Regions from separate parts of the Homo sapiens genome. Here region 2 is linked to region 1. The links are chromatin loops, found by intact Hi-C in ENCODE. Cell type or tissue: HCT116. All regions are shown on one strand. Links, peaks and the distances in the headings refer to the core of each region. The heading gives the core; the rest is flanking DNA.

What was found. Peaks named below come from ENCODE experiments on the same cell type or tissue, not always from the same donor. Only the 100,000 strongest peaks of a DNase experiment are listed, where the experiment ranks them.
Region 2: it touches region 1 in a loop (2.8-fold over the local background); 3 of 110 quality-filtered maps call a loop at or near these places.

The regions. Positions count from the first base shown.
Region 1 is chr3:99,098,025-99,114,396 of GRCh38, reverse strand. No RefSeq gene overlaps it. Among named protein-coding and RNA genes, the nearest start is that of LINC00973, 190 kb to the right of the region's middle. In HCT116, for the core only: no CTCF peak of the experiment used is centred there; no DNase peak of the experiment used is centred there.
Region 2 is chr3:98,819,699-98,836,070 of GRCh38, reverse strand. DCBLD2 (discoidin, CUB and LCCL domain containing 2) reads left to right here. Exons shown (of 16, transcript NM_080927.4): 4 at 10,705-10,756; 5 at 13,330-13,402; 6 at 13,710-13,843; 7 at 15,783-15,823. Among named protein-coding and RNA genes, the nearest start is that of ST3GAL6, 65 kb to the right of the region's middle. In HCT116, for the core only: a CTCF peak has its summit at 11,592; no DNase peak of the experiment used is centred there; H3K27ac peaks cover 1,104 bases.

The DNA of each region.
Region 1 (16,372 bases), core at 6,961-10,960:
AATTTATCAAAGAAATTTAACAGAGAGATTGAAATAATTAAAAGTGTATGTAGAAAGAAATTTAGTGAAGTGATCAGGGGCAGACATAGTGAACATGCCAGTGCAGAGGCAGTCCTCCTACTTGCTGCCTATTTTCCTTGAGTGCTTGGGTTTGCTCCATACTGCCATTCCCCTACCTAGACAAGAGGACCCCAGGTGTGCTGCTCTGTATCCCTGGCCGCTAATTTGGTGCCGTACTCCTACCTTCTGTTTGCTCATCACACGCCTTTATTTTCTAAAAGATCTCCCTATATGAGATACCACTCAAAATAATATTATTTCCAGCTTTGTGTTACATTTCTAAGGCACACATGAATTATCCCTGTGTTCCTAGAAGAGAGTTCTAATTAGATCTCGATACCTGTTTAATTCTGAACTATGAAAACTTTATTCTCATGATCAGTACTTCCCTGAGGTGCTCTTTCTACGGGAGTCTCTTTTTTCCCTTAACATGGTTTCTCTTTCTTGCCCACATGCACTCCTCAGGCATTTGATGGAAGCATACACTAACTCCTTCCTTGGAAGTGATACTGATAAATGAGTATGTATCAGGGGCAGAATGGTGACCAGTTAGCTACAAAGTCAACTTGCAGCAAAAGCACAAAAAGGTTAGCTTTTCTTTGACATCAATAATGAGGACACAATTTCTTATGATATTTCCTTAGAAATTGCAAAGTGCAGAGTGAAAATACAATGTATTTTTAGTTCTTTGCCTTTCCTCATCCGTTGAAAAAGCAAGCAACTTTTTTCTTAAATTTAAAACTCATTAATCACTTCTGGATTACAGATTAATTTTATCTGAACATTTCCATAATGTCTGAATCCACACATCAATTATGTATACACACACACACACACACACACACGTGTATGTGATTTTATTCAAAACCAGGCCATCTAAAAAATTAAAATGGGAGGCTCAAAATAAAAATGGGAGGCTCCAAATAAAACATGATTACTTTCCAAGATTTCCACTGTGTTCTGATTTCAAATATTGAATTTTTTTTCTGGGATCTGTTGTTGTTTAAATTGTCTGTTCACCAAGCCATGTTCTCAGCTGGAGCACTCAAAAGCAGGGACATATTTCTGTATATATTTTTAAGGTTCATTCACATTATGTTTGAAAGTTGCAATAAATCAACTTAATTTGAATCAGTCCATAAGTTTATATGCCTGTCTAAACTTTCTGTTTGAATATAAACCGTAAGTGCATATTTTCCCTTTAATCATTTTTTTTTCTGTTTAAATGCTGTTTCAAGACTTCAATATGTGTTTATTCGCATTGTTGATTTATTCATTCATTCACCCATTCAGCAGATATATACCATGCTTCTTCTATGTGACAGATCCTATATTGGTAAGTGTGGAGATATAAAGACAAATAAGACATGATCTCTATGTTAAAGGGCTCTCAGTCTGGCAGCGGAGTGGGGCTTTGTAGTTCACATAGCATTTTCAAATACTTATTCACCCTCAATGACCATTACAGTGGGTTTCAACTGGAATGCAATGAGAATCACCTGGGAAGCTTTAAAAAATTACCAGTGCCTGGACCCCACCTCCGGAAATTCAGATTTGATTTCTCTTGGGTCAGGCCTGGTCATGGGCATTTTTTAAAAGTTCATGAGATGATTCTACTATGCAGCCAAGATTAAGGACTGCCGTTCTACTGTTATTTAATTGCTGTGGTTCTCCTTGGACACCATACTGTTTCCCATGCCTGAGTTTTTGCTTCTCTATCCCTGTACTTACTACTTTACATTGGAATCCTTTTTCTGGTTTTCAACAACCCTCTCACCCCCTGACACACAGACACAGTTTTGAACTCCATCTTATCCATCTTGTAGACCTGAGTGCCTAGCACAGTACCTTACCCACAGTAGGAGCTCATTGTTTGTTGAACCATCTTCAACTTGATCACAAAATATACTACTTTGTGTTATCTCTTCTACTTCAGCACAAAAGATGAAATCTTCCATCTGATTAGATCTACTATTTCATTTTTGTCTCCTTCTTGCTAAGGACCCAGGGCAATTGCCCTGGAGCAAGGCAGGAGGACAGGAAAAGTGGTACTGTGATGTTCTACACTCAAAATCATCCCTCCTCACTAATTCCTATTGTTTCATACCTCAACTCCCTCTCTCTGTGCTACATTTGGCAGGAAAGTAAGGAATGTGGCCATTGACCTAAAGCAACCCAGCTCATCCAGCCAAGGTTGCTGTCGGGAACCTCAACAGATCTTCATTAAAACAATTTTTCCTACTGACCCTTAAAGATATACCCAGCTGGGTCAAAATTCAAAATATGCACCAAGTTTAGACCTTAACTGTAAAATCTATAGCACTCAATACTTACGAAATTTCTTTCTTGATAATAGATCTTTACAGTGTATTTTTCTAACGGAATGAATGTTGTTCAAATGTGTTAGGGCCATCCCAAGAAATACAAACCAAGTACTTTAATTCTTCAAACAAGTTAAACTATTAGTATTACCAAAACAATTTGTAAAATTTAATAATACAGTAAAAATAAAATATTAAATGCTTTATACTAGTTTCTGGGCTTAAAACTGACTATTTTGTTGTATATGTGAATTTTTATAAACATGAGTAGAATAAAGTTGTTTAACATCATAATATTTAATACCTTTATTTTATTGTTATTTACAAAAATTAACATATGTTACACACATATATATGTAGTATATGTCTATATGTATGTATATGTAGTGTATGCCATAAATACTAACAGAAAACATGCTCTCATAGAGCATTTTAGCTCCAGTTTCCCCACCAGAAGCATTTTAGCTCCACTTCTGCTACCAGCATAAGGACGAGTTATTCATTTGGGCATGCAATGGGGTTTGTATAACAGGAGAAGAAACCTGAAATTATGACTCAGAACTTACATAGCGTGGGACATGTGCCCCTCCTCCTCTCCATAGAGAGAGAAACATTTACCCTGAAATGCAACCAAATTTTCTCTGATTATATTTTTTTTAGCTTTGTGTGCACACTCAAATCTCATCTTGAATTGCAATGCCATAATCCCCACATGTCATGGGAGGGACCAGTGGAAGGTATTTGAATCTTGGGGACAGTTTCCCCCATGCTGTTCTCGTGATAGTGAGTGAGTTCTCAGGAGATGTGATGGTTTTTTAAGTGTCTGGCATTTCCCCTGCTGGCATTCATTCTCTCTCCTGCCACCCTGTGAAAAGGTGCCTTCTGCCATGATTGTAACTTTTCTGAGGCTTCCCCAGCCATGCAGAACTGTGAGTCGATTAAACCTATTTTATTTGTAAATTACCTTCTCTTGGGTATTTCTTCATAGCAGTGTGAGAACAGACTAATACATCTGGGAAATGGAGGGGAAGGGCTTGACCATGGAACGTAAGCAAGTGGCTCTGGAGAGATGAGTCTCTAAATCTTTCTGGAGCAATGCACCATTTCTACTTTCCAGCACATATTTGCTATTGAAACCTGAGCTATACAAAAATATAAAAGTATTCATGGAGAACTGTCTCCCAATAAAAAATGTACAGATATTTTCTGTAAATAATTTGTAACATTAACCCAATGTTCTTTCCTTTTTGTAGACCCTAGTGTTTCATGAATTTCCACACATTCTGGACACTAAGCTAGAAGTAGCCACATATCCACTCAATAGTGACAGAAACAACACCATATGAAGCAAAGCCGGGATTCCTACATTTAAAATTCTGAATCAAAGCATTAGAATATTATAATTTGGCTGCCAGATTGTTGAACATTCTGGATTCAGTGGAATACAGAAATAAAATGGTTTTCGGCTTTTTTTTTAAACGACTTTCACTATGCCAGGAGGGCTGTTCATTTACCACCTCTTTGTAAAATCTCAGTCAATTTCCATAGTTTTCCAGCCACTTCCAGTTATCAAAAAGTTCGATCCAATTTGTCATTTCAAACTTTAGTCTTTTATCCACGCTTCCTCTAGTTCAAGTTAGCTGTGGCCTGAAGAATATGGAATAAGGAAGGGGCATGGAGTGCTCCATTAACTCATCTTTGTTCCCTTGCTGAGTCCCCTTCTCTTGTGGCATGTGGGAAGCAGACAGGAGAAACGAAAGATTGGAAGCAAACGTTTCTTACTTATCTATAGCTACAGCAGTCCTCTCTGTGAGATGATCTTGATATGATGGCCCTCGAATGGACACATAAGTGGGATCTTTAGATGACCCTTGTTGGGTCTTCTAACTAAAATTTCTGCCTGAGGATATTTGGTCTAGATTGACATTGTCAATCTCCATAAGTGTCTTCCTATACTCATTCAACCCACAGCCTCTTGCTTCTAGGTTGCCTTTGCCTGGAAGATACTTTGCCTATGAGTATTGCATCCATCCTGCCATGACAGGGGGAGTGAGGTGTACCCCTGCTCCATTTTTATCCCCTCCCTCATTTATGCCATATTTCTCCAGTTCCTTTTCTTTTGCTTAATTCCACACAGAGAGCAGCTCAGCAAGTTATCCACCTGGGCATACATCCCACAGAGAATGAGATGCCAGTGGCTGTCTCCTCTAATCTCTAGGATTGGCTCCTTTGGATCTCTTGACTCAGGGAAGGAAGTGATTCCTCAAGGAACCACTATCTATCGCTTCTGTAGAGGAAGTAAAAGTGTTTCAGTTATCTCTGCTTAGACTCCAATTATTCTCAAATTTCTGTAGTCTGTATAGTTTCTGCTCATATAGATAGGTAGTCAGGATACAGTGATGTTTGAAGTAAAACAGCCAACTTGGTCATCTTTTAATAAGACCTGAAAAGGTCTGGCCCCAATAGTACTCATTAAGTAACCTTATTAGAACATGGGGATTCTATGTGTCCTTCTGCTTCTAATTCTGGATCCCTGTTTCCAATTCTGGAACAATAGCAAGTCTCACTTGACAATGTGTTAGGTAGGGTAACAAGTCCCTTAGTTTCTTAGTTAAGGGACAACTAATTAGAATTGTTCTTATTGGAATTATTCTATATATTAGAATTTCTAGTCTTAGACTGCTTCTGATACATACAAATGCATTCTTTTTATTTACATCACCAAATAATCTGCCTTCTGCTATTCAAAATTTTATTAAACACTGCTTTTCCTAAGCTAAGTAATTAATCAGGCTAATGTAATTTAATGCCAAAAGTGATTAGCAGTAAAGAATGTTCTGGCTAGAAAGAACCATTATAAACTCAGTGAAATTCTATTAAGCAGTAATAATAGTGGATTTTAAAAGGTAAAATAGTTTTTCCAAGGTTATCAAATTAATTAGTGGAAAAGATAGAACCAGAATCCTGACCTCCTGACTTCTGAAAGAGGAAATTTTCCCAAATACATCATGATTTTTGTTTTTTTGCACAAATCAGCATGACCCAACAACAAAACTCACGTGAACCAAAAACATCCAGCTAGTTATACTTATTTGATGGCATATCTCTGGGCACCATGATCTTAAATGGCCATGAAACAATTATGACATAACATAAATGATCAAATAATTCCTTTCTGTATTGTATAACCTGTCATGAGACTGAGCCATGTGTTCTGTGAAGACAGGCAAGTTCAATACTCATGCTGAGTCATACTTAAAAATTGGCACATGTATTTGGAATGCACGTGGGAAAGACATCATTGCACAAAAGTGTGTATTCAGAAGAGATAGCAAGTTTGGCTTAAAACCATAGAAACCAAGTTTCCGGGCAAAGTATGTCATTTTGCAGCTGTTTCCTGCATCTGTAACAATCTTACTACAGTTAACCAGATTAAGTTGGAGGTGTCAGGATATAACCTGGGAGCATGTCTCTTGATGACTCCTCTGGGGTGTTGGGGAATTTTAGTATAAGCAATTACTAATATATCTATAATAAGCTATTGTAAGATGTACTAAGATCAGTGAATAAGAATAATTATAACTCTAAACCATCTTTTCCACAAACTTCAAGAAGTTGAACTAACTTTGCTAAAACATCTATGGGAAATATACTTCTCTTAGGAAAATTGAGGTGGGCATATCTTTTGGGAATGTCTTTGGAAATATTTATAGGAGGGTAAGCTGACATCCAGAATAAGGAGTACAGCCCAAGAAAACTAATTTAGTTCCATAAAGTGGACATTCCAAAGTCCAAAAGCAAGGAGACACAGGGGGAACAAGGGAACCATATATATAAACCAAAAGATTATATATGTAGTGATAATGGTTCCTCAGCCCAGCTTCCTTATTTGGGCTCATTGATATAACTAATCTTTATTGAGCTCTTAACTTCTGCCAATAATGGGAATATAATAATATTAGACAAGACATGGTCTCTACCATTCAGGAATTTATTACCTCTATGGGAAATAAATTAGTACAGCAATAATTACAATGAGAAATGACACTAATTGTATCACTTCCTGCATCTTGCTTTGCATCTCTCTTATGTCTTGATATACAGTTCCTTGGGTATGCTAATATTACTCCTACTACAGGGTAAGCTCTTTGGGAATAGTGATTATGTCTTTGAGGCTTTTGCAGTGCTTGGAAATGCCAAATATTTTACAAGCAAAAGGGATTACTTTGACTATGAGCAAAGCGTTACAATTTATGAACAACTTTTAAGTCCACAAAGTCACTTGGCTAAGGGCCACTATAACCCTATGAAATGTTTAGGGCCTGTATGATTATCCCTATTTCTTAGTCAGTGAAAATGAGGTTTGGAAATCTCAAATTGATTTCCCAATGTAAGTGGTAGAAGAGGCACTAGGCTCTATTTTCCATTCCCTCTGTTATTCCTATGATTATGTGTTGCCTCCTTAGAACATGATAAATGATCCACAAGTGTGATCCATGTTTGAAAGAGAGATAGATCATGTGAGTAATCAAAAAGATGTCATAAAAATATGGCATTGAGCTTATAGTATTGCTTCAAGACCTCTCTAATATTAACCATATTTAAGAATTTTTTTGCTATTTTATTAATTTGTATTCCAATTTGCTCTTCTGATCAATATTGAGGATGCTATTTTAAGTTGAAAACTTCTAGAGAACAAGGCAATATTTTTGTATATGAGGAATAGTATTCTGAATACCTGTTGGTAATAAGTACCTGATTTTCAATGACTGGGTAATTTATCTTGAAATTTTAAGACTTAAGACCACACAATTGTAGAGCTAGAAATGACTCTAGAAATAAAGTAGTAAAATTGTCCTACATGTTTTTGCCATGTAGTGGCCTTTTTATGAGCCTCCTCCCCCCATAGTTCTCCCCTACTTATTTTTAAATATTTTGCCACTATTATTTAGTCCAAAAATAAAGAAAACATGTCACAACTCTGCAAGGAATGCACAAACTAATGTGAGATGTAAATCTGTAATTAAATAACTGTACAATAAACATATTATCCTCTATCTTACGCCCTTTCAATCTGCTTCATCTCAGGAAATGGTGCCACTGTTCACTCAGCTGCCCATGTCTCCAGCCTAGACTTCATCATTCATTCCTGTTTCCCTCATTGCCCAAATCCAATCCATTTGAAGTTTACCAGCATGGCTACTGCTCTTAATTCAGCTCAATTATCACTTCCTTAGAAAGACCATCCCTGACCTCTTGATTTAATGCAGCCAGCCTCCCTGCTGTGGTTTGAATGTGTTCCCTCCAAAATTCAGGTGTTGCCAATGTGATAGTGTTAAGAGGGAGGGCCTTTGACAAGTGATTAGGTCATGAGAGGTCCTCCCTCATGAATGGAATTAATGCCCTTATAAAAGAGGTTTCCAGCAGCATTTGGCTAGCTTGCCCTTCTGCTTTCTGCCATGTGTGCCACAGCATTCCTCTCCTCCCAGAGGATGCATCAACAAGGTTCCCTCTTGGAAGCAGTGAGTAGGTCTCACTGGAAAACCAAACCTGCCAATGTCTTAATCTTGGACTTTCCAGCCTCTAGGACTGTGGGCAATACATTTCTGTTCTTTATAAATTACAGTCTGTGTTATTTTGTTATAGTAACACTCCCCAACTTCTGCTACCCTCTATATTCTTAAACTGCTTTATTTTTATTAATGGCACTGATTACTACCTGAAGTAATATTATTTTAACATTTATTTGCTTATTATTTATTTCACACTAGAATGTATAAAAATCATGAGGTTAAGTACTTTGTATTATTCTCTGCTGTATCATCAGTTACTAGAACACATAGTGGAAAGTCAACAAATATTTGGGTGGATGACTAGAGGGATGAATATATGGACAAATGAATGGATAGACATATCAACCAATGGATTATTAAATGGATGAATACATGAATAGAATGATATAGTGAGAGTACAATGAAAAGAAATGAGGAATCATGGCTGAAGGAAAAGCTAAAGATAGATGATAATCAGTTGGGTCTTAAAAAAAAAAAGTAGAAGTTAATAAGACAAATTAGGTAGAGGGGAGCAGTGCCAGCTAAGGAAGCTAATACAGACATGAGAGTGGGTATAGATCTTTCAGTGAGTGTGGAATACAAGGTATGGATCAGAAGCCACAGGAAAAGAGCAGTTTATTAGATTGAGGCTATATATCTAAAGACCTTGTATCCTTGCTAAGGACTTTGGATTTGCTCTTTGAGTAATATGGAAGAGATTTTATAAATAAAAGTACCACGATAAGATCTGTGGTGAACATGGGTTGAGCACACTTCACAGGGAAGAGCCAGGAGTCAGGAACAGAATTTAGGGCTTACTTTCAACATTACCAACTATACTATCAACTATGAGTGGAGGACCTAGGCCAAGGATGTGGCATGAACATGAACTTGGAGAAACATAAATAGGACATATTTCTGAAATAAAATAAAGTGACAGAATTATATGGTTGCGTTTGAGAAAGGGGGAGATGAAAAACTAAGGGTGATTCCATAATGCCCTGCTTGGGACCTGACAAGAGGGTGATGGGTTAATGAAAGTAGGGAAGCCAGAGGAAGGGTCAGGAAGTAAGAGGAAAAATAAGAGTTCAGTTCAAAGGAACAATATAACATATGGGGGTTGATTCGATTTGTTGGGTAGTTGGATATTTGGTTTGGGAACTGACAGAGAGATTGATCTTAAGAGTACAATGTTTATGAGCATGAAACTATAGGTGGTAGTTTAAGCTATGAGAGTGTCCATCAAGCAAACTTTGTGTATTAATAATTATTTTCACACCTTTAACTTATAAAAATAAAGCTTCTAATCAGAGCTATTGATTAGGACCCATGCTAACACAAACATTATGTTGATGCTTTGAATATAAAACAAAGAAACTTGAATTTTTAGTTGTCTTTTGTTGAATGTATGATTTCTGAGTTTTTTTTTTAACATACTGTCAATAACAGTCCTTATTCTTTGCAAATATCTGGTAGGGAGGAAGTCTGGGGCCTTCAAGTTAGGAACCAATGACCTAGTCCAACCCTTTAGGGAAAAAATCCTTAAACCCAAGGCATTATATCAGTTTAACATTAATTAATTCTTACCTTGAACTTGAATATGGAGGCTCTGTAGCCATGGAAGCTCCTTGTGTCATCTTTAGGATTTCCCTCAGCTCATTTGATACAGAAGTAAAAGAATATGGGTTGAGCAATATATTGACCCAAAGGCCACTAAGTTCTGACCAGCTCTCATTTTACCTTTACCTATGCTCTTATCCAGGGAAGTGGGGAGATGTGCACAGGACAACAGGACAAGGAGAAGAATGACAGTGGTAAAAGGACATGAGAGAGAAACATACAAATTTTGCCAGTCTTGTCCTTAATAAGGAGCAAAAGCAATATTAAGAAGTTTTGTCTCTAGTTTCTAGAAATATATAAGTAGATTGTCAGTTTACTGGAGGTATGATAGAAGAAAGCCAGATCAAGAATATGAAAATGGAATCTGCTTAAAAGCAGAAAATTTTTAATTTAACTACAGGGAAAATGCTAATGCTCTTAAAAATTAAAAACGTATTTGAGAATTATTAGGGAAACAAAAGTATGTATTTGCATAATGCCTATGTCTGCAGTTAATTTTTACATTTCCAGTCCAATTATTATTACTCATTGTTATTTAAAATTACTTATCCTTTTAAATTTCCCAGAGATACTAAACATAACCCCCATAACATCACCCTATGGAAATTTGCTGTGGAAAAGATGACTTTGGTGGCACATGGCATGTAGGCAACCTTATAATCCTAGTCACAACTGCAAAATGGGCAGTTTGTTATTGGAAGTGAAAAGACTTCTCTCTCAATTCTTAGAAACTCAAGGTGTTCAGAATTAATTTTTCAAGATTTCTAACTTTTCATTCTACCTTCCTTCTCACATCCCAGTAAAAATGATTTATCCTGAATTATAACCACTGTAGGCTATTTGAGAAGAGGTATGGCCCAAATTCTACTTAGAAATTCCATTCTCGCACCCCTTAGCTATGAGAATGGCCTTAGACAGGTATGTAACCTCTTTAAGATTCATTTCCCTCATATATACACTAAGAATAATTGGTCCACATAGTAAGATTGTTTTCAGGACTAGAGAAGATACTACAAGGATGGCCCTCAGTTCCACAGCTGGCACATTGAAGTGCTTAAAATATTTAAATATATTGTTTGACATAATTCAACTAAACCGTAAGTAGGAAGGACTGACCAGCTTTAAACATTCAGGGTATACCCACACTTTAAAACTGAAGTCTATAGCTGAATTAATTTCTTATTAATGGAATAAATAATAAAAAATGTATTATGTGCTTTCTATGCACCATATTATGATTTACCTATAACATCTTATTTAATCCTCAAACAATTCAATGAAGGAAGTTATAATATTAGAGGAATTTTACAGATAAGGAAACTGAGGCACAAACAGTTTAAGTAAATTGTCCAAAGTCACACATAACTACCAGAGCTCAGATTCAAATGTAAGCCATCTAGTTCCAATTTAAATTGAGAATTTTCCCACCTCCCTTTTATTTACTATGTCACCCAAAACCCAGAAAAAAGTGGAGCAGCAATTTTCCACCTGAGAATCAATCATTGCTGACAAAAAAAAAAGATTGCTTCAGAGAGGAAGAACAAATGTTTAGAGAGAAAGAACAATCAAAGGAGACTGACAAGCAAGAAAGCAAAGAAGAGAGGGGTGATGGATAGATAAATTTCCAATACTAGCCTCAATTTTCATTTTGGAAGCTCTTCATCATAATCAGGAAGATAATGAAAACTAAAAACAGAACAAATCAGTGGCTTTAAAACTGAAAAAAAAAAATTAGTTTTTCTGGCCAGACAAATAAATACCAGAGCAATATTCCCAATTTGCCCATAAAGCTCCATCACTGGATTAGGAATAAAGACATGTGGTCCTTGCTCCTGCTCTGACTCAGTAACTTATACAAGGTAGAATCTTTGTTTCAAGGGGTAGAGAGGTGAAAAATATCTGAGAGAGCATCATGCCCCGTTGAAACCTCAAGGCATAGGGGATGAAAGTGCTGATAACCAAAAGTAGCTTATAACAATGCTGACTAGATACATCAACAGTTTTCTGTGTGGTTGTCAGAGTGAATGGGAGCCAAAGACAGTCACCTGGGAGTGTCTTTTGTGACTTCAAGGACTACTCAACTCCCCTCCTCCACTTCTTTTAGTGCACGAGTGCAATAATCTCAAATCAGAAACAAAAGAAAGAAAAATACACTCTTAAAATTCTTCCATAGTGCCCCTAGCACTCATACATTTTATTTGTAAAGTGATAAGATAATTTCTGAGGTTCTTTTTGGTTTTATTGCTCAATGATAACTTCAAGAATCAGTGAAATTCTAAGTGTCTCGCCTAAAAAAATTTTAGAAAATATATTTATACTATAAAGATGTGTAAAACATAGTAATGAGTATGTGTGAACAACTGAAATAAAAAAATGTTTATTAATATGCAAATTCCATATTATACACTGTTAAGTAGTTATTATTTAAAATTTCAATTATGCTTATAAAGAGGTTATACAACATGAACAGATGCTTCAATTATTTTACTAAATGAGAAAAGGCAAATATAAAATTTTATGCACAATACGGTCACAATCATAATTCAAAATGTACAGGAAAAAGACTGGGTGGAAATATACAAACTGTTAGTATTGGTTGTTAATAGGTAGTAGGAATAGGCATAATTTTCCTCTGCTCTTCTAATTTCCAACTTTCTACAAGTGTGTTGTTTTTATTAAAATGTTGATCATCTATATATATTTTGGGATTTCTTTTTTAAAAAGTTTAAACTATTTTATATTGCAGCCAGCACCGGGTAACAGCATTGGGCAACAGAGGACAAGCAGGCAGAGGCCCAGGTATCCATGAGCTAGAAGCCTTACCTAGTAAACTAATCATATAGCCACAGTCATGTCACCTGATAGGATGTAGACCAACTTAATTGTGATGGAGAACCCAAAGAACTCCAATTTCTTCAACAAATAATTGTTGACACTATTATTTGTTAATGACAGGATTTCTCCTGATGAAATCTGAAATCATTTTACCAGTGTGATAGTTAATTGTATGTGTTACCCTTACTGAAACACAGGATGCCCAGATACTCGATTAAACAGTATTTCTGAGTGTGCCTGAGGGTATTTCTGGAAGAGATTAGTGTTGGAATAAGTAGATTAAATAAAGCAGATTGCCCTTCCCAATGTAGTGGGTAGCATCCAATCTGTTAAGGGCCTGAAGAGAACAAAAAGTGGAAGTGAGAATTTGCTGACACTGCCTGACTACTTGAGCTGGGACATTAATCTTCTCCTGCCTTCAACTCTCCTTGTTCTCAGGTCTTCAGGCTCACATTGGAATCTGTACCAAAAACTCCCCATTTCTCAGGCCTTCCAACTACACCACTGTCTTTCCCGGGGCTCCAGCTTACAGATCACAGATTGTAGAACTTCTCAGCCTCCATAATCACATGAACCAATATTTTGTAATATATATAATGAGATACCCTGTCGATTCTGTATCAATATCCTACTGGTTCTGTATCTCCAGAGAAGCCTGACTATTCCAAGCAGACATCACACACTATTCATGCCAATAAAAGGTTCTGAGATCATTTTATTTTTTATGATAACCTAGGCCATGTTCTGATATTTAGCCAGCAACACAATCAAAATTAATTAGTCCATAACATGGTTCTATATAAGCAAATATACAAAGTAAAGCCTGCTCATCTTTCTGTAAACTTGCTTTCATTTTTAAAAAGCTACTTCTGGCCCAATGAGAGAGAAGCACAAAGACAGCAGGAGCTAAACTTTGTCGCCATTCAGACCTTTGAAGAATTTTCAAACCATCTACTTGCAAATCTGAAGAAATAGTAATGAATTTCAATAGAGGAAAAATACCATCAATCATTAATTTGCTTAATTTTGTTGGCCAAGTTCTTTCATACACTAAACAGGAAAAGAAATGACTCCACAAGGAACAGGGAGATGTGAATGCAGAATCTTGGTCCCAAAACCACATTCCCTGGCACCCACTGTGGGATTTGTTTTAAACCCTAGGCACCAGCAATCTCTGTCTTGGAAAATCCATCTAGGGCATCAATCAAGCTGCAGGAGATGGTCTCTTTTTGACTAAGCAGAGCCTTGAGAGGAAAATCAGGGGTAACCTGAAATGAAGGCTCCTAATAGAACACTGCTTCTGCCCACATCAGGGCCTTCCCAGACAGTGAGGGCTGAAATCAGTTGCCAAGAAAAGCCTTCAGGGTTCAATTAAGAGCAGTGAGATGTTGGAAAATACTTAGCAAAAACCAATCTTTCAAACCAACATAGAATGTAAAAATTCTGGATGTTGTGGGCAATATATTACACTAGATCCTTCTGATTATATTAGGTGTATAATTAGAACTTCTTTACCAAAAAAGTTTGGTACAAGGTGAATAAGACTCCTAAGGTCTGCCCTAAAGGGTAGACCAGGTTAGAAGAGAAGAAACATTATTTTTAAAAAGAAATAAAGACCTACTGACTAAAAAGAGAAAATATCTCAAATCAGTGGCTATAAGACACAATTTCAGGGATATCTACCTTTGGGATAATATATTCATTTTTCTTAAGAACAACTTGAATTAACTGAAAAGCAAATACCTTGTGATCAAGAATGCTAGAACCAGAAGCAGCCTTAAAGATTATTTAATCCAAACCTCCTCATTTTCTTATGAAGCTGCTGAAATTCAGTGAGGTTTAATGGCTGCCTGTATTAGTCCGTTTTCACTCTGCTGATAAAGACATATCCAAGCCAGGCACAGTGGCTCACACCTGTAATCCCAGCATTTTGGGAGGCCAAGGTGGTTGGATTACAAGGTCAGGAGTTCAAAACCAGATTGGCCAATATGGTGAAACACTGTCTCTACTAAAAAAAAAAAAAAAAAAAAAAATTAGCCAGGTGTGGTGGCACATGCCTGTAGTTCCAGCTACTCGGGAGGCTGAGACAGAAGAATCACTTGAACCTGGGAGGCAGAGGTTGCAGTGAGCCGAGATCATGCCACTGCACTCCAGCCTTGGCAACAGAACAAGATCCCATCTTGCAAAAAAAAAAAAAGACATATCCGATACTGGGCAATTTACAAAAGAAAGAGGTTTAATTACAGTTCCACATGGCTAGGAAGGCCTCACAATTGTGGCAGAAGGCAAGGAGGAGCAAGTCACGTCTTACGTGGATGGCTGCAAGCAAAGAGCTTGTGCAGAAAAACTCCCCCTTATAATTCCATCAGATCTCATGAGAGTTACTCACTATCACAAGAACAGCATGGGAAAGACGTGCCCCCATGATTCAGTTACCTCCCATTGGGTCCTTCCCACAACATGTGGGAATTCAAGATGAGATACAGGTGGGGACACAGCCAAACCAAATCATTCCACCCCTGGCCACTCCCAAATCTCATGTCCTCACATTTCAAAACCAAGCATGCCTTCCCAACAGTCCCCCAAAGTCTTAACTCATTTCAACATTAACTCGAAAGTCCACAGTCCAAAGTCTCACCAGAGACAAGGCAAGTCCTTTCTGCCTATAAGCCTGTAATATCAAAAGCAACTTAGTTACTTCTTAGATACAATAGGGGTATAGGCATTGGATAAAACAGCCATTCAAAACTGGAGACATTGGCCAAAACAAAGGGGCAACAGGCCCCATGCAAGTCTGAAATCCAGGGGGGGCAGGCAAATCTTAAAGTTCCAAAATGATCTCCTTTGACTTCATGTCTCAAATCCAGGTCATGCTGATGCAAGAGGTGGGTTCCCATGGTCTTGGGCAGCTCAGCCCCTGTGGCTTTGCAAGATATAAACCCTTTTCTGGCTGCTTTCACAGACTGTGTTGAGTGTATATGGCTTTTCCAGGTGCACAGTACAAGCTGTCAGTGGATCTACCATTTTGTGGTCTGGAGGACGGTGGCCCTCTTTTCACAGCTCCACTAGGTGGTGCTCCAGTAGGGACTCTGTGTAGGGCCTCTGACCCCACATTTCCCTTCTGCACTACCAGAGGTTCTCCATGAGTCCCCAACCCTGCAGCAAACTTTTGCCTGGGCATCCAGGTGTTTCCATACGTCTTCTGACATCTAGGTGGAGGTACCCAAACCTCAATTCTTGACTTCTGTGCAGGCTCAACACCACGTGGAAGCTGCCAAGGCTTGAGGCTTCCACCCTCTGAAGCAACAGCCTAAGCTGTACCTTGGCTCCTTTTAGTCATGGCTAGAGTGGCTGGGATGCTGGGCACCAAGTCCCTGGACTGCACACAGCACAGGGATCCCTGGACCAGGACCACTAAACCATTTTCTCCTGAGCCTCCAGACTTCTGATGGGAGGGGCTTCTGTGAAGACCTCTGACATGCCCTGGAGACATTTTGCCCATTGTCATGGGGATTAACATTAGGATCCTCATTACTCATGCAAATTTCTGCAGCAGCCAGCTAGAATTTCTCCTCAGAAAATGGGTTTTTATTTTCTATCACATTGTCAGGCTGAAGAATTTCAAACTTTTATGCCCTGCTTTCCTGATAAAACTGAAGACCTTTAACAGCGCCCAAGTCACTTCTTGAATACTTTGCTGCTTAGAAATTTCTTCCACCAGGTACCCTAAATCATCTCTCTCAAGTTCAAAATTCCACAAATCTCTAGGTCAGGGGCAAAATGCTGTCACTCTCTTTGCTAAAACATAACAAAAGTCACCTTTGCTGCGGTCCCCAACAAGTTCCTCATCTCCATCTGAGGCCACCTGAGCCCAGACTTTATTGTCCATATTGCTATCAGGTTTTGTCAAAGCCATTCAACAAGTCTCTAGGAAGTTCCAAACTTTCCCACATTTTTTGGTCTTTTTCTGAGCCCTCCAAACTG
Region 2 (16,372 bases), core at 9,501-13,500, 280 kb after region 1:
CACATACACACACACACAGGAGGACTGATTTATTACTATAAAATGGTGAAATCTATACATAAGTTCAAAAGAATTTAGATTCTCCTCAATGTGAATAAACAAAAATTTAAAAATCTTAAAAAAAAAAAAAAAGAAAGAAAGGAAGGAAGAAAGAAAGAAAGAAAGAAAAATTCATCTCCTCCCCTCATATAAGCACCAAATAATTATAGTAGCATATGGAGTGGCCAGGCGTGGTGGCTCACGCTATAATCCCAGCAGTTTGGGAGGCCAAGGTAGGTGAATCACCTGAGGTCAGGAGCTTGAGACCAGCCTGGCCAACATGGTGAAACCCTGTCTCTACTAAAAATACAAAAATTAGCCAGGCATGGTGGCACGTGCCTGTAGTCCCAGCTACTCGGGAGGCTAAGACGAGAGAATCGCTTGAATCCGGGAGGCAGAAGTTGCAGTGAGCCGAGATTGCACCATTGCACTCAAGGCTGGGCAACAAAAAAGAAACTCTGTCTCAAAAAAAAAAAAAGAAGAAAAAAAAATAGCATACGGAGTGAGAGGATGGATAAGTGAACCTGGCACATATTTGGTGCTCAATAGATGTTTACTGAGTGAAGAATAATTAAATGGCAAGAAAATAGTTATCTTAGAAGAACAAATGAGAAGGGAATCATTTCTGGCTGGGGACACCCAGGAGTTGACATTTGAATTTGACCTTGAACAGTGGGTAGGATGCTTTTGGTGATGAGAAACCCATTCTAGGTAAGGGAGGAATGCCAGGAAAGAGTAGGGACTTAAGAATGTGCGAGTATGCCGGGCGCGGTGGCTCCTGCCTGTAATCCCAGCACTTTGGGAAGTTGAGGCGGACAGATCATCTGAGTTCAGGAGTTCGAGACCAGCCTGACCAACATGGTGAAACCCCATCTCTCCTAAAAATACAAAATTACCCAGGTGTGGTGGCACATGCCTGTAATCCCAGCTACCTGGGAGGCTGAGGCAGGAGAATCGCCTGAACCTGGGAGGCAGAGGTTGCAGTGAGCCAAGATAGGGCCATTGCACTCTAGCCTGGATGACAGAGCAAAACTCTGTCTCAAAAAAATAAAAAAAAAAAAGAATGTGCAAGTTTATAGCAGAAGGGCTGGTGGCCTATTGGGATGGAAAATTTAAAGACAAGCAGTAGGAATCAGTTGGGATTATGACAGGCAGCTTTGGGTTTGAAAAAGGAAGTTCCAGATGTCAAAGCAGTTCAGACTGAGGGGAGGCTTTTAACTTTTTAGGATAACATCTATAAGTTTCAATATATGGAAAAGATATCTGCACTCCCATCTTTATCGCAGCACTATTCACAATAGCTAAAATATAGAATCAATCTAAGTATCCATCAATGGATGAGTGAATAAAGAAAAGGTGATGTATACACAATGGAATATTATTCAGCAATGAAAAAGAATGAGATCCTGTCATTTGCAGCAACAGGCATGGAACTGGAAGTCACTGTGTTGTGAAATAAGCCAAGCATGGATAAGCAAATATCACATGTTCTCACTCATATTTGGGAGCTAAAAACGTAAATCTCATGAAGTTAGAGAATAGACTGGTGGTTACTGGAGGCTGAAAGGGGAGGAGGTGGGGGGATGAAGAGAGGTTGATTAATGGGTACAAATATACAGTTTGATAGAAGAAATAAGACCTGGTGTTTGATAGATCAGTAAGGTGACTATGGTTTACAATAATCTGTTGTATATTTTGAAATAGCTAGAAGGGAATAAAGCAAATGTTTTAGCATAAAGAAAAGTATTCAAGGTGATGAATATCCCAATTACACTGATTTGATCTTTGTGAATTCTATGAATGTATTAAGTTATCATATGTACTCCCCAAAATAGGTACATCTATTATGTATCAATAAAAAAATTTAAAACAAAAAAAAAAAAAAAAAAGAAAACAACTCTACTCACAGAGAATGGAAAAAAGCAAAGCAGGACAACCACCCACTCAGGAACGACACAGGGCCAGAGGAGCCTCCCCCACCCAGGGAAGTGGTGCTGGAAAATCCGAGGTGACTGGGGACCAGAGCAGGCCCCTAGTTTACTGGAGTAGTCATGGAAAAGTGGCCAGACTGTTTCTTACATGGGTCTCCACTCCCATATCTCCTCACTGGGCAAGTCCTCCAGGCTTGGGTTTCCAGCCTCCCTTCACTGGGACTTTGGAGCCAGTAGCAGCTCTGCAGCAACCTGGGACAGAGCTCCCACTGGGAGGGTGGTGTTTCCATCTTTTCTGCCTTGCAGCCCTCACCTTTGCTGTTTCCAGGCTCTGGAGAGTCCATGGGACTGAAGCCTGGTCTGAACCCCAAGCACAGTACCCATCTCACCAAAAAGTGGTCAGACGGTTCTCCATGTAGATCCTGGTCCTCACTTCTCCTCACTGGACAGGGCTGCCTGACCTGGGACTCCAGCACAACCACTGTACCCCCACCTGACCACTTCAATTAGAGGCAGCCCAGCAGTTAAAGGAACACCCACACAGAGAGATGAGAAAGAACTAACACAAGAACTTCAGCAATTCAAATGGCCAGAGTGTCTTATGTCCTCCTAACGATTGCACTAGTTCACCAATGAGGGTTCTTAACCAGGCTGAGTTGGCTGAAATGACAGAAATAGAATTCAGAATATGCACAGGAATGAAGAGCATCGAGATTCAGGAGAATGGCAAAACCCAATTCAAGGAAACTAAGAATTAACAATAAAACAATACAGGAGCTGGCAGATAAAATAGCCAGTGCAAAAAAGAATCTAACTGACCTGATAGAGCTGAAAAACACACTACAAGAATTTCACAACCCAATTGCAAGTATTAACAGCAGAATAGACCACGCTGAGGAAAGAATCTTGGAACTTGAAGACTGGCTCTCTGAAATAAGAGAGTCAGACAAAAGTAAAGAAAAAAAGAATGAAAAGGAATGAATAAAACCTCTAAGAAATAAGGGATTATATAAAGAAGCCAAATCTGCAAATCACTGATATCCCTGAATTGGATGGGGAGAAAGCAAACAACTTGGAAAACATATTTCAGGATATCATCTATGAAAATTTCCCCAGCCTCGCTAGAGAGGCCAACAGTCAAAATTCAGGAAATACAGAGAACCCCTGCAAGATTCTACACAAGATCTCCCCAAGACACATAATCATCAGATTTTCCAATGTCTAAATAAAAGAATGTTAAAGGCAGCTAGAGAGAAAGGGCAGATCACCAACAAAGGGAACCCCATCAGGCTAGCAACAGACCTCTCAGCTGAAACCCTGCAAACTGGAAGAGATTGGGGACCTATATTTGACATTCTTAAAGGAAAAAAATCTTCAAGAATTTCATAACCAGCCAAACTAAGCTTCCTTAGCAAAGGAGAAATAAGATTCTTGTCAGATAAGCAAATGCTAAGCGAGTTCATTACCACCAGACCCACCTTTCAAGACATCTTGAAGCTAGCACTAAATATGGAAAAGAAAAACCATTAAAACACCACTAGGAAAATACACTCAAGTACACACACCAGTGACACTATAAAGGAACCACACAAACAAGCCAGCATAATAATCAGCTAACAACACAATGACAGGATCATATGCACACATATCAATACTACCCTTGAATGTAAATAGCCTAAATGCCCTATTTAAAAAGGCATAGAGTGGCATGCTGAATAAAAAAGCAAGACCCAATGATACGCCGTCTTCAGGAACCCATCTCACATGCAATGACATCCATAGGCTCAAAATAAAGGGATGGAGGAAAATCTAACAAGCAAATGGAAATCAGAAAAATGCAGGCATTGCAACCCTAATTTCAGACAAAACAGACTTTAAACGAACAAAGCTCAAAAAAGACAAGGGCATTACATAATGTAAAGCATTCAGTTCAACAAGAATACCTAACTATTCTAAATATATATGCACTCAACACAGGAGCACCCAGATTCATAAAGCAAGTTCTTAGAAACCTAAAAAGAGACTTAGGCTCCCACACAATAATAGTGGGAGACTTTAACACTCCACTGACAGTATTAGACAGATCATCTAAGCAGAAAATTAACAAAGATATTCAGGACCTAAACTCAACACTGGACCAAATGTATCTAATAGACCTCTACAGAACTGTCCATCCAAAGACAATAGAAAATACATTCTTCTGATTGCCACATGACACATACTCTAAAAATGACCACATAATCGGACATAAAGCAATCAGCAGATGCAAAAGAACCAAAACCATACCAGACACACTCTCAGACCACAGTGCAATAAAAATAGAAATCAAAACTAAAAAAAATGGCTCAAAACCATGCAATTACATGGAAATGCTCCAGAATAACTTTGGAGTAAATAATGAAATTAAGGCAAAAATCAAGAAGTTCTTTGAAACTAAATGAGAACAAAGATACAACATTCCAGAATCTCCGGGATGCAGCTAAGGCATTGTTACAAGAGAAATTTATAGCACTAAATGCCCACATCAAAAAGTTAGATCTCAAATTAACCTAACATCACAACTAAAAGAACTAGAAAAGTAAGAGCAAACCAACCTTAAAGCTAGCAGAATATGTATAATCAAAATCAGAGCTCAACCTGAAGGACAGTGAGACGCAGAAAAACATTCAAAAGGTCAACAAATCAAGGAGTTGGTTTTTTGAAAAAAATTAATGATAGGCCACTAGCTAGATTAATAAAGAAGAGAGAAGGGCCAAGAGCGGTAGCTCATGCCTGAAATCCCAGCACTTTGGAGGCCAAGGTGGGTGGATCACTTGAGGTCAGGAGTTGGTAATGAGCCTGGCTGACATGATGAAACCTCGTCTCTACTAAAAATACCAAAAAAAAAAAAAAAATTAGCTCAGCATGGTGGCATGTGCCTGTAATCCCAGCTACCCGGGAGGCGGAGGTTGCAGTGAGCCAAGATCACACCACTGCACTGCACTCCAGCCTGGGCAACAGAGCAAGACTCCATCTCAAAAAAAAAAAAAAATTACTAGCATTTCTGTACACCAAAAACAGTCAAGCCAAGAGCCTAATCAAGAACACAATCCCATTCACAATTGCCACAAAAAGAATAAAATACCTAGGAATGCAGCTAACTGGGGAGGTGAATGATCTCTACAACAGGAATTACAAAACACAGCTCAAAGAAATCAGAGATGACACAAACAAGTGGAAAAACATGCCATGCTCATGAATTGGAGGAGTCATTATCATAAAAATGGCCATTCTGTCCAAAGTGATTTACAGATTCAATGAAATTGTTATCAAACTTCCAATGACATTCTTCACAGAACTAGAAAAAACTACTTTAGAATTCATATGGAAACAAAAAGGAGCCCAAATAGCCAAGGCAATCTTAAACAAAAAGAAAAAAGCTGCAGGAGTCATATTACCTGACTTCAAACTGTACTGCAGGGCTACAGTAACCAAAACAGCATGGTACTGGTACAGAAATAGGTGCGTAGACCAATAGAACAGAGTAGAGAGCACAGAAATAAGGCCACATATCTGCAACCACCTGATCTTCGACAAAGCTAACAAAAATAAACAATGTAGAAAGGACTGCCTATTTAATAAATGGTGCTGGGATAACTGGCTAGCCATATGCAGAAGATTGAAGCTGGACCCCTTCCTTATATCATATCCAAAAATCAACTCAAGATAGATTAAACACTTAAATGTAAATCTCAAAACTATAAAAACCCTGGAAGACAATGTAGGCAATAGCATTCTGTCATAGGAACTGTCAAAGATTTCATGATGAAGACACCAAAAACAATCACAGCAAAAGCAAACATTGACAAATAGGATCTAATTAAAATTAAGAGCTTCTGTACAGCAAAAGAAACTATCAACAGAGTAAACAGACAACCTACAGAATGGGGAGAAAATATTTGCAAAGTGTGGATCTGGCAAAGGTCTGATATCCAACATCAATAAGGAACTTAAACAAGTTTACAAGAAAAAAGAAACATTAAAAAGCAGGTAAAGAACATGAGCAGACACTTTTCCAAAGAAGACACATATGTGGCCAATAAGCATAAGAAAAAAAGCTCAATATCATCGATCTTTAGAGAAATACAAATCAAAACCATAATGAGATACCATCTCATACCAGTCAGAATGGCTATTATTAAAAAGTAAAAAAATAACATGCTAATGAGGTTATGGAGAAAAGGGAACACTTAAACGCTGTTGGTGGGAGTGTAAGTTCAACCATTGTGGAAACCAGTGGTGATTGCTCAGAGTGCTAAAAGCAGGGCCACCATTTGACCTAGTAACCCCATTACTGGGTATATACCCAGAGGAATATAAATTGCACTCATATTGTTCATTGCAGCAGTATTTACAATAGCAAAGACATGGAGTCAACCTAAATGTCCATTAATGGTAGACTGGATAAAGAAAATGTGGTACATATACACTATGGAATACTATGCAGTCATAAAAAAGAATGAGATTATGCCCTTTGCAGGGACATGGATGGAACTGGAGGCCATTAACCTCACAGGAAGAGAAAACCAAATACCACATGTTCTTACTTTTAAGTGGCAGTTAAATGTAGCACATGGACACATAAAGGGGAACAATTGACACTGAGGCCTACTGGAGGGTGGGAGGAGGGAGAGGAACAGAAACAATAACTGTGGGATGCTAACTAGGCTTAGTACCTAGATGACAAAAGATACAGCAAACCCCCATGACACAAGTTTACCTATATAACAATCCTGCGCATATACCCTTGAACCTAAAATAAAGTTAAAAGGAAAACTACCTGTTGGGTACTATGTTCACTCTCTTGGTGGTGGGGTCTGTACCCCAAACCTCAGCACCATGCAGTATACCTATGTAACAAACCTACACATGTACCCCGTATCTAAAATAAAAGTTGAAATTAAATAATAAAATATCTGTATATACAATTCATTGATTTTTCAGTGTATTTAGAGTTGTACAGTTATCACCATAGTCAATTTTAGAACATATTTATCACCCCAAAGGAAATTCCTTAGTTAGTAGCAGTTATTCCCCATTTCTCTCCTCTTAACCCCCTACAATCCTAGGAAACCACGAATCTACTTTTTATTGCTATAGATTTGCCTATTCGAAACATTTCATATAAATGTATCACATAGTATGTGGTCTTTTGTGACTAGCTTCTTTCACTTAGCATATTTTCAAAGTTTATCAATGTTGTAGCATGAATCAGTACTTCATTTCTTTTTATGGCCAAATAATATTCCATTGTATGTATATACACCCCATTTTGTTTATCTATCCATTCATCAGTTGATGAACTTTTGTGTACAAATGTTGGTGGGGACATAGGTTTTTAATTCTCTTGGGCATATACCTAGGAGTGAGATTTCTGGGTCATATGCTAACTCTTTGTTTAATATTTTAAGGAACTGCCAAACCATTTTCCAAAACAGTTGCACCATTTTACAATTTTACTAGTACTGCATAAAGACTCCAGTTTCTCCACATTTTTGCCAGTGCTTGTTATGTCTTTTTTATTTTCGCCATCCTAGTGAGTGTATGGTGGTGTCTCACTGTGATTTTAATTTGCATTTCCCTGATGGCTAATGATGCTGAGCATCTTTTTATGTGCCTGTTGGCCATTTGTATATCTTCTTTGGAGAAATGTCTGTTCATATCCATTGTCTGTTTTTAAATTGGTTCCTTTGTCTTTTTAATGCCACATAATAATATTCTTTATTCTGGATATTAGATACATCTGTTTTCATTGATATATCATTTGTGAATGTTTTCTCCCATTCTGTGTGCCATCTTTCTCTTTCTTAATGGTGTCCTGTGAAGTACAAAAGTTTTTAATCTTGATGAACTTCCATTTATTTTTATTTGTTTTCTTGTGCTTTTGGTGTTTTATCTAAGAAATCACTGCTTAATCCAGAGTTGTGATATTCTCATATATTTTTTTCTAAAAGTTTTATAGTTTCAGCTCTTGAGTTTAGATCCACTTTATTTTGTATGTAGTTTGAGGTACGGGTCCAATTCATTTGTTTGTTTGGTGGATATCCAGTTGTCTCAGCATCATTTGTCTAAAAGATAATTCTTCCCCCCATTGAATTGTCTAGGCACCCTTGCTGAAACTCAGTTGACTATAAATTTGAGGGTTTATTTCTAGATTTTCAATTCTGTTCCTTTGATTATGATGACTTATACATTGCTATCAGAAATCTCTGGGGCAGATGGATTTTTCTGGAGCTAGGCTGTGTTCTTATTAGCTGGGAGCATTGTAGTAATGACAATTTTCTGGAAGGCTGTTTACTTGGGAAAAGCTTTTAAGAAAGACATTTTAAAGCTTCTTAATTGCCTGCTTTATTTGATGTTGTTTTCTTTGTAGAGTTGTAAAGGTCAAAGTGTGTACTTAAGGCTTTCTTTATCTTCAGTCTTCTTGGCTCTCCTTGTAGCTGTCCATTTTGAATTCTTATTTTTCTCCTTGAGAGCTCTTTGAACTTCCATGGAATTTGAGAGCAACTTTAGTGAGTTGCACATTTGCATGGCATAGTTTTGGAGTCTCAGCACTGCATGCACTTACAACCAAAGCCCTGTTCTGATCAAATAATCCATAGTTGACCAGATTTCTGGCATGTGGCTGGAAGATAATGGGGCCAGCTGGCAGTCTTCTTGTGGTTTAAGTGCCATATTGGACCACACAGTACCTTTCATCCCAGGCTATTAATCTTAGAAATTCAACTTCTAATCTTAGAAGTCGGAAATTTTTTTGGTGGAGCAGAAAGTGGAAAATTGATTCTTGTTGATGCTGGGCAAAGATTGACAGGAATAACTAGAGAACTGGTAATTCAATTTGCCTGCTCTTCTGGTTGGTCAACTGGGTGGTAGTGAGCCCCTATTTAGGCATCTATCCTATTAAATTCCTAAAGCACAGATTTAGCTTAACTGTCATTCAAATGCCTGTGGTTTATAACTATTAATTTATACACTTGCCTTGAAAATACCCCTTTCTTACTGGTACAACACAGTTATTAAGCTCTAGTTCAAGACACATTTTAGTTGAATAGTAAACACAAAATTTCTTCAGAATTATGGAATAAAATGATCGATTATCATATGCTTGCTGTGGTAACCATTAATTTAACAAATATTTATATACTGTTCAGTGTGCTAGGAGCTATCTCCATCAAGGGTATATTGGCTACCCTTGACACAGTTCTTTAATCAAGCGTTTATATGTAAAATCACTTACTTTTGTGATTGCCTTGGGGTCTTCTTCCAGGTTTTCTTCCCTGCAGGTTAGTAAATAACTGGACTTAGCCAAACATGCTAATGATCAGAAACTTTTATTCATCCATTGATTCAATAAATAAGTCTCCTGTATACCATATGCTGTTATTGCTACTGGAAATACAAAGGTGAGGACAAACAGCCTCAGGCTCTGTCCGGGGACTAGGCTTTATAGAGTGATTTTGCTTATAACTCTATAATTACACCAACAAGTCAGGCTTACATATTAACATAACACATTACGTTTGACAACACAGAATAGTCATCTGTTTATTAAAACAAACAAAACTTAAGTGCCTACTGTGTGCTAAAGGAATTTGACTTGTGAAGCTGAGGGACAGCTTCTGTGAGGAAGTGGCAGTGAAGCTGAGCTCTTAGAGAGGAATCAGCTAAGCTAAGTAGTAGTGGGAAAGCCTTACAAGTCGAGAGAGCAGCTTGTGCCAGGGGACCAAAACAAGACTGGAGCGGCGAGAAGCCAAGGCAGGTACACACAAGACTGCAGAGTAAGACAAGGCCAGCACTTCAAGACTCTGTAGGCTGTGTTGAAGGCTTTGCTGTCTAACCTAAGAGAAGGAAGCCACTGAAATGGTGTGTTTTGTTTTGTTTTTTTTGCTTTTTTTTTAACCAAAGCCACTTTTTACATAGCCTATGAACTTGGTCTTAATTAGAGGCAGATTAGTTCTTGCTCAGCTGTATTGGTTTCTAGGCAGAAAATGTTAAATTTTAGAAGTTTTATTTCTTTAGAGCAATGCTACTGCAGCTTCCGTGTGCTTAAGAAATTACTGAGAGGACTTGTTAAAACAGATTTTTGGGCACCACCGCCAGAGATTCTGTAAGTCTGGATGGAGTTCAAGAATTTGAATTTCTACTAAATTTCCAGAAGGTGCTGATGCACCAGTCCTGTCTCTGGACCAGATTTTAATTAGCAGTTATTAATAGTTAGAGCCATAAAATTAACTCTCTTTGTCATTATTTTCCTTATGTGCAAACAGCAAAGGGTCATTTTTAGTTATATAATAACCAAGAAATATTTCTGTGTGTGGGTAGCTGTATTTTACAGAAACCACTTTAAAGCTATAAATTTTACTTATCTATGCATGTTCTAAATATATATATATATATATATATATATATATATATATAAATACACATATACATATATGTGTGTATATGGTATGTGACTTCCTGAGGTGATGTAGTAAACAGTATTGAGGGGACATTGCTCCAAAAATCAAGAAACTTAATATCAGAAAGAAATTGTGATTAACAAAAGTTGGCAAAGTTTTTAGTACCACTTTGACAGTGCCATTGAGATTTTTGAAAATTAGAGTAGTACAGTTTGGGATTCTGAGACACTTGGAGTTTCAGCAAGGTAATCCTGTATATTAATGGAATCAGTTTTTTATTTTTGTTTTTCTAGATCTAATTACTTGTTTGGACACTGCATCCAATTTTTTGGAACCTGAGTTCAGGTATGATTATATTTGTGACTTTTTTTTTTTTTTTTGCTTAAATGTTACTTTTCATTCACTTCTTCATTTTCATTCTGTATACTCTTAGGGTTAATGTATATTGTGTGATACATATCATTGTTCCGAGACTTCAATAAATTAGAGCTTACTTAAAGCATAAAGCCATTTAGTTGCATGTTTACATTTTGCTTTTATTGTAGCATTTAGATCTGCAAAATGAAAGTATCATTTTAATATGCTTTGAAAGTAGAACTAGTTGCTTTTCAAAATCTAGCAAAACTCCTAGTAAAAGTTGAAAAGGTATTTATCTTTTTTCAAAAAATTGAAAGAGCATGGTTTTGGCTGTTATAGAATTCTGCAGTGTTGTTACTCAAGTACCATTTCTACTATTTCTCTTCTTTATGCCTTTGTCTCTTGCCTAGACAACTTCTAATCGAGTTCCTATTTCTGTTTGCTGGCTGCCATTCACACTGCTGCCAAGTTGTTTCCAAAATACATATCTGATCATTTCCCTGCATAAAAATCTTGAGAAACTACTTATTATGATAAAAAACAGTTGTCCAGATTTCCTTAACCTGGTCTTCTCGTTCTTTCACAAGCAGTCCTCAGGCCATTTTTCCAGTCTCATCTTATGTTCTCCATATTGAAATGACTCTTGAGTTATTTACAGTGCTCTGAGCTCACAGAGCTTTTACCAGGAACCACTTGCCTCCTCTGCTTGGCAGATCATTCTCATCTTTCAAGAGCCATCTTACTAACTTTTCCGAACTTACTACCACTTCCCCCCAAGAACCTTAATTTTGTCTTCAAGAATGGTTCTGTGTGGGAAGGGTGCCCTCTTCAGCATTTGAGGGGGACGTTAGCTGGGGTAACCCTAGCATCAGTGTATGGTAGACAGCCCTGGCAGAGGGTCAGCTGCGCTCGCGCCACTCTCCAGCTCCATGATCTGCCACAACAAATCCAAGCTCCCATTATCCCTGTCCGGGGCTGCTGTACTATTGCCTAATGGTGTCCCAGCCTCCACTCATGATTCCTTGCTATCTCTTTTCTTCCCAGGAGCCAGAATAATCTTTTTTAAAAATACTAATCAGATTATGTATGTAAGCTGCCAAAATCCTTTACTGGCTTCCTATTTTTACTTAGAAATATATTCCATACTCTTCACCATAGCCCACAAGGCTCCTGCATTACCTGCCCGTCTGTCCAGTCTTCTCTCTAACTAACCTTAGTTTTGCTCTCTGGCACCTACTTGCACTGCCGTCCCCACTTCCGGACACACACTAGGCCATCCTGCCTCATGCTGTGCTCATCCCTCTGACTAATGTGCATTTCCCACCACTTGTTCTAGTGACACCCCTTAGCTCACTGCTGAGGCTTCACTTCCTAAGAGCCCCATCCTGCCACCCCCATTCCCTGACTGGGGGCGGTACAGAGTCCTGCATAAGAGCATGGACTCCAGACCCCATTTGCTACCTGCTAACTGTGTGAATGGGCATACAGTTCCTTAATTTCCCTGTTTCCTAAAATGAGGACAACACTAGCATCTCCTCCATAGAGTTCTTATATGGATTACCTAAAGCACTTAGGGTGCTACCTGGCAATTCATTAAGTTTACTGAATTATTGTGTTACTTGTATTAAGTTAGATTTCTTGCGGTTATTTCAGCATGACTTCATAGCAGAATCAAAATCAATTATTTGTGTAAGTATTGGTTTAATGTCTTCTACCACTGGAATATAAACTCAGTGAGGACAGGGGCAATATTTGTCTGTTTGACTTTTGTAAACCCAGTACCTAGTACTGCCCTACACTCAACAGACAGCATAATAGACACTCAAATAAATGTGTTGGGTGGATGGGTAGCAGCGTGAATGAATGCACCTCTTTTAATACAGCTTAAATTGGATCAATAGAGGGTTGGTAAAATGTATTATGGCATATCCACAGAATAGAATATCATTTAGCTCTTAAATTTGATGAGTAGGTTTTATAGTAGAAACATGTCTACCATTCATTATGAAATAAAATAATCAAGGCAGTATGTAATAAGACAAAAAAATGTTTCAAATGTGTGAGTAAAGACATATTATATATATATGGATGGAAGAAAGTCTGAAAGGGCTTTTTAGAACTGGTGGTCCTGGCCGGGCACAGTCATTCACACCTGAAATCCCAGCAGTTTGGGAGGCCGAGGTGGGCGGATCACCTGAGGTCAGGAGTTTGAGACCAGCCTGGCCAACATGGTGAAACCCCATCTCTACTAAAAATACAAAAATTAGCCAGGTGTGGTGGTATGCACCTGTAATCCCAGCTACTCGGGAGGCTGAGCCAGGAAAATCTCTGAGACCCAGGAGACAGATGTTGCAGTGAGCCAAGAAGGTGCCATTGCACTCCAGCCTGGGCGACAAGAGTGAAACTCCGTGTCAAAAAAAAGAAGTGGTGGGTCTTTGAGGGTAGTGAAATTATGGTATTCACCTTGAACTGAAAAATGTGTCTGTGATATTTTTGGGGGGTTGCTTTTTTCCCTGTAAAATACAGCATTATGTAACCTTTTGCTTGTTTTCATTTCTCAGTAAGTACTGCCCAGCTGGTTGTCTGCTTCCTTTTGCTGAGATATCTGGAACAATTCCTCATGGATATAGAGATGTAAGCCAGATATAAACTTATTTGAAAATTGTGATATAACTCTATTTTTTTAGAACTCCAGAGTAGTTAGAGGTGTGTTAATCATATATCCTTATCTTTTGCCTTTTTAAGACATTTTTTAATCATATGTGTTTTATTCTTTTTCTTCTGCTAAAACTGTTGTGTTACAGTACCAATAATCTATTTTTGTTTATGAAGTTTATGAAGAAACTGCCTAGATTAACTGATTTCTCAGGAAGTAGAGTGTCTTGTTTATGAATTATTAAGAGAAAATTAAAAATGAATCTTTTCTTTTCCCTTCCTTAAGTCCTCGCCATTGTGCATGGCTGGTGTGCATGCAGGAGTAGTGTCAAACACGTTGGGCGGCCAAATCAGTGTTGTAATTAGTAAAGGTATCCCCTATTATGAAAGTTCTTTGGCTAACAACGTCACATCTGTGGTGTAAGTATATATGCAATTTAAAAAATATATGCTATATATAATTAGCATTCTGGGTAGCACTGGGCTAAGAACTAGCTAGATCTCAGCAGTATCACTGTTAATGGTGTTCATGAAAGAACATTTAGGCAGTAAGCACTCACATTAGTGTGCTCAGTGTCTGTTTTTTTGTTTTGTTTTGTTTGAGACAGAGTTTCGCTCTCATTGCCCAGGCTGGAGTGCAGTGGCGTGATCTCGGCTCACTGCAACCTCTGTATTCTGGTTTCAAGCGATTCTCCGGTCTCAGCCTCCCAAGTAGCTGGGATTACAGGTGTGTGGCACCACGCCTGGCTAACTTTTGTATTTTTAGTAGAGGCGGGGTTTCACCATGTTGGCCAGGCTGCTCTCGAACTCCTGACCTCGTGATCCACCCGCCTCGGCCACCGAAAGTGCTGGGATTACAGGCGTGACCCACCGTGCCCAGCCAGTGTCTGCATATTTTGAAGAGTACAGGTGGTGTTGTACTACTTTAGCTTATTGTTCTTCAAAAATGTAGTCATTTGGAAGAGTAATGTGTTTCTTCTGTCTTTTCTAAGTGTTAAAAAAAAGTCTACATAAGAGTCTAGAAGTTTGTTGCCAAATCCTTATTTATTTTACAGATTGAAAGGCTTAACTACTGTGTTCCTTATAGCACATGGGGATTCAAGATAATTGAAATACTTTAAATATAAATTTAAGTTTGACATAAAGTGTTACATCATAAGCATTATTGTGAATCTTCCTTTCATTCTAAGAGAATATTTTGAAGATGTATTTTCATGGTAACTATAGTGTTCTACTGTTTTATAAAACGTAGGGTAGGCATCAAAAGCAAGAGAAATTGAAACATTAAATAGAAATGCAGTGTTAGCAATCTGTTTTTATAAATCTTGTCTCTTAGATCTGCTCAGTCTTTCAGACAACACTAAGCCTAATTGAAACCAGCTTTTCTTCAGAGGTCCTAGGCCAATTTTCATTCAGAAGACACAAGCATCATCCATATCCAGATTGGTATACAACAGGATTCAGCAGATTTGTTCTGTAAAGATCCAGCTAATAAATATTTTAGGCTTTACAGGCCACATGTCGCTGCAGCTTATTCTTTTTTTGTTTTATTTATAGCTCTTTATTCTTAACTCACGGCCCATACAAAACAGGCCATGCATGGGCAGTCATTTGCCCATCCCTGGTATAGATTCAACTACCTTCCCTTCTTTTTTTTTTTTTTTTTCTAGATTATTTTATGCAGACCCTTTCATTCCTTTACCATGTTATACCTTTAGAAAGATTTAGTGTTTGTGAATTCTCTCTTTCATACTTTAAAAAAGAAAACAGGGATAAATTGCATCCTCTTGTAATGGTTTGTATGTTGGACTAAAGGCAGGAGTGTACACTGAAACTTCTTCCATGAGATGTTGATTTCTCCTAAAAAAAAAAAAAAAAAGAAAAAGAAATCTATTAGTACCCAACTTTTCTCATGTTTATCCGAAAAAACTTGAGCCTCATTCTCTGAGAATTAGACCTTTTAGTGTATTTTCATCGAAAGCATTTGCCACAGAAAAGTGTTAAGAATCCATTTATTTCATGAAATAAAGTAGTGAGAGATTGACAGTAAACAATGAGTAAATACATATGAAAAAGAAGTACATATTAAAGATTACATAGAGAACTTTTGCACAATCACATATGAAACTGGGTGCTAGATACTTGTAGAGAAAGCTGTTTATGCTGATTTCAGAAGTTGTCCTGCTTAGAAATGAGACTTTTTTCCTAGGAACAATATTAGTTGTCTAATTTTTAGCCACACAGTCTTCTTGGTTCTTTTATTGGGTGGGGGGAACCAAATCAAAAGAAAATGTTTCACTAAATATGGGGCATCATGTGTTATGTGAGTATCACCAAAAAAAACCCTTCTCTCTTTCAGGGGACACTTATCTACAAGTCTTTTTACATTTAAGACAAGTGGTAAGCCTTTTATGGACTTTATAATTTTTTATTTATATAATATTTTTTGAACACTGTTAGGCACTGTGTCAGTTGCTGATTTATTGTACTTTCTCACGTAGTTGTCTTAATAACACTATGAGGTAAGATAGTTATCTAATAATATAATGAATAGAGCAAATTGAAAGTTTTATATTTATAGAGAAATGGTCATGTAAGCAAGGAAGGTTCCTTAAGAAAGATGACTTTTGAACTTGTCTGAAGAAGTAATCAATTCGTTCAACAGAAAATACTTACTGAGTGCCTTCTCTTTATGTGCCAGGCATTGCTCTGGTTCGAGTGATAGAGTAAAGTGAACAAACTCCTGCCTTCCTGGAGCTTACATTCTAGTAGTGAGAGATTGATGATAAGCAATGAATAAATTTCTGTTTATAATGTACTGTTTACAATATGATAAAAGATGTAGGAAAATAAGGAGGACTGGATTGAAGTTGGGAAGGGCCTTCCTCCCAGGGAAGACCTCAGGGAGAATGCAACATAGGCCAAAAACCTGAAGGAGGTAAAGGAGTG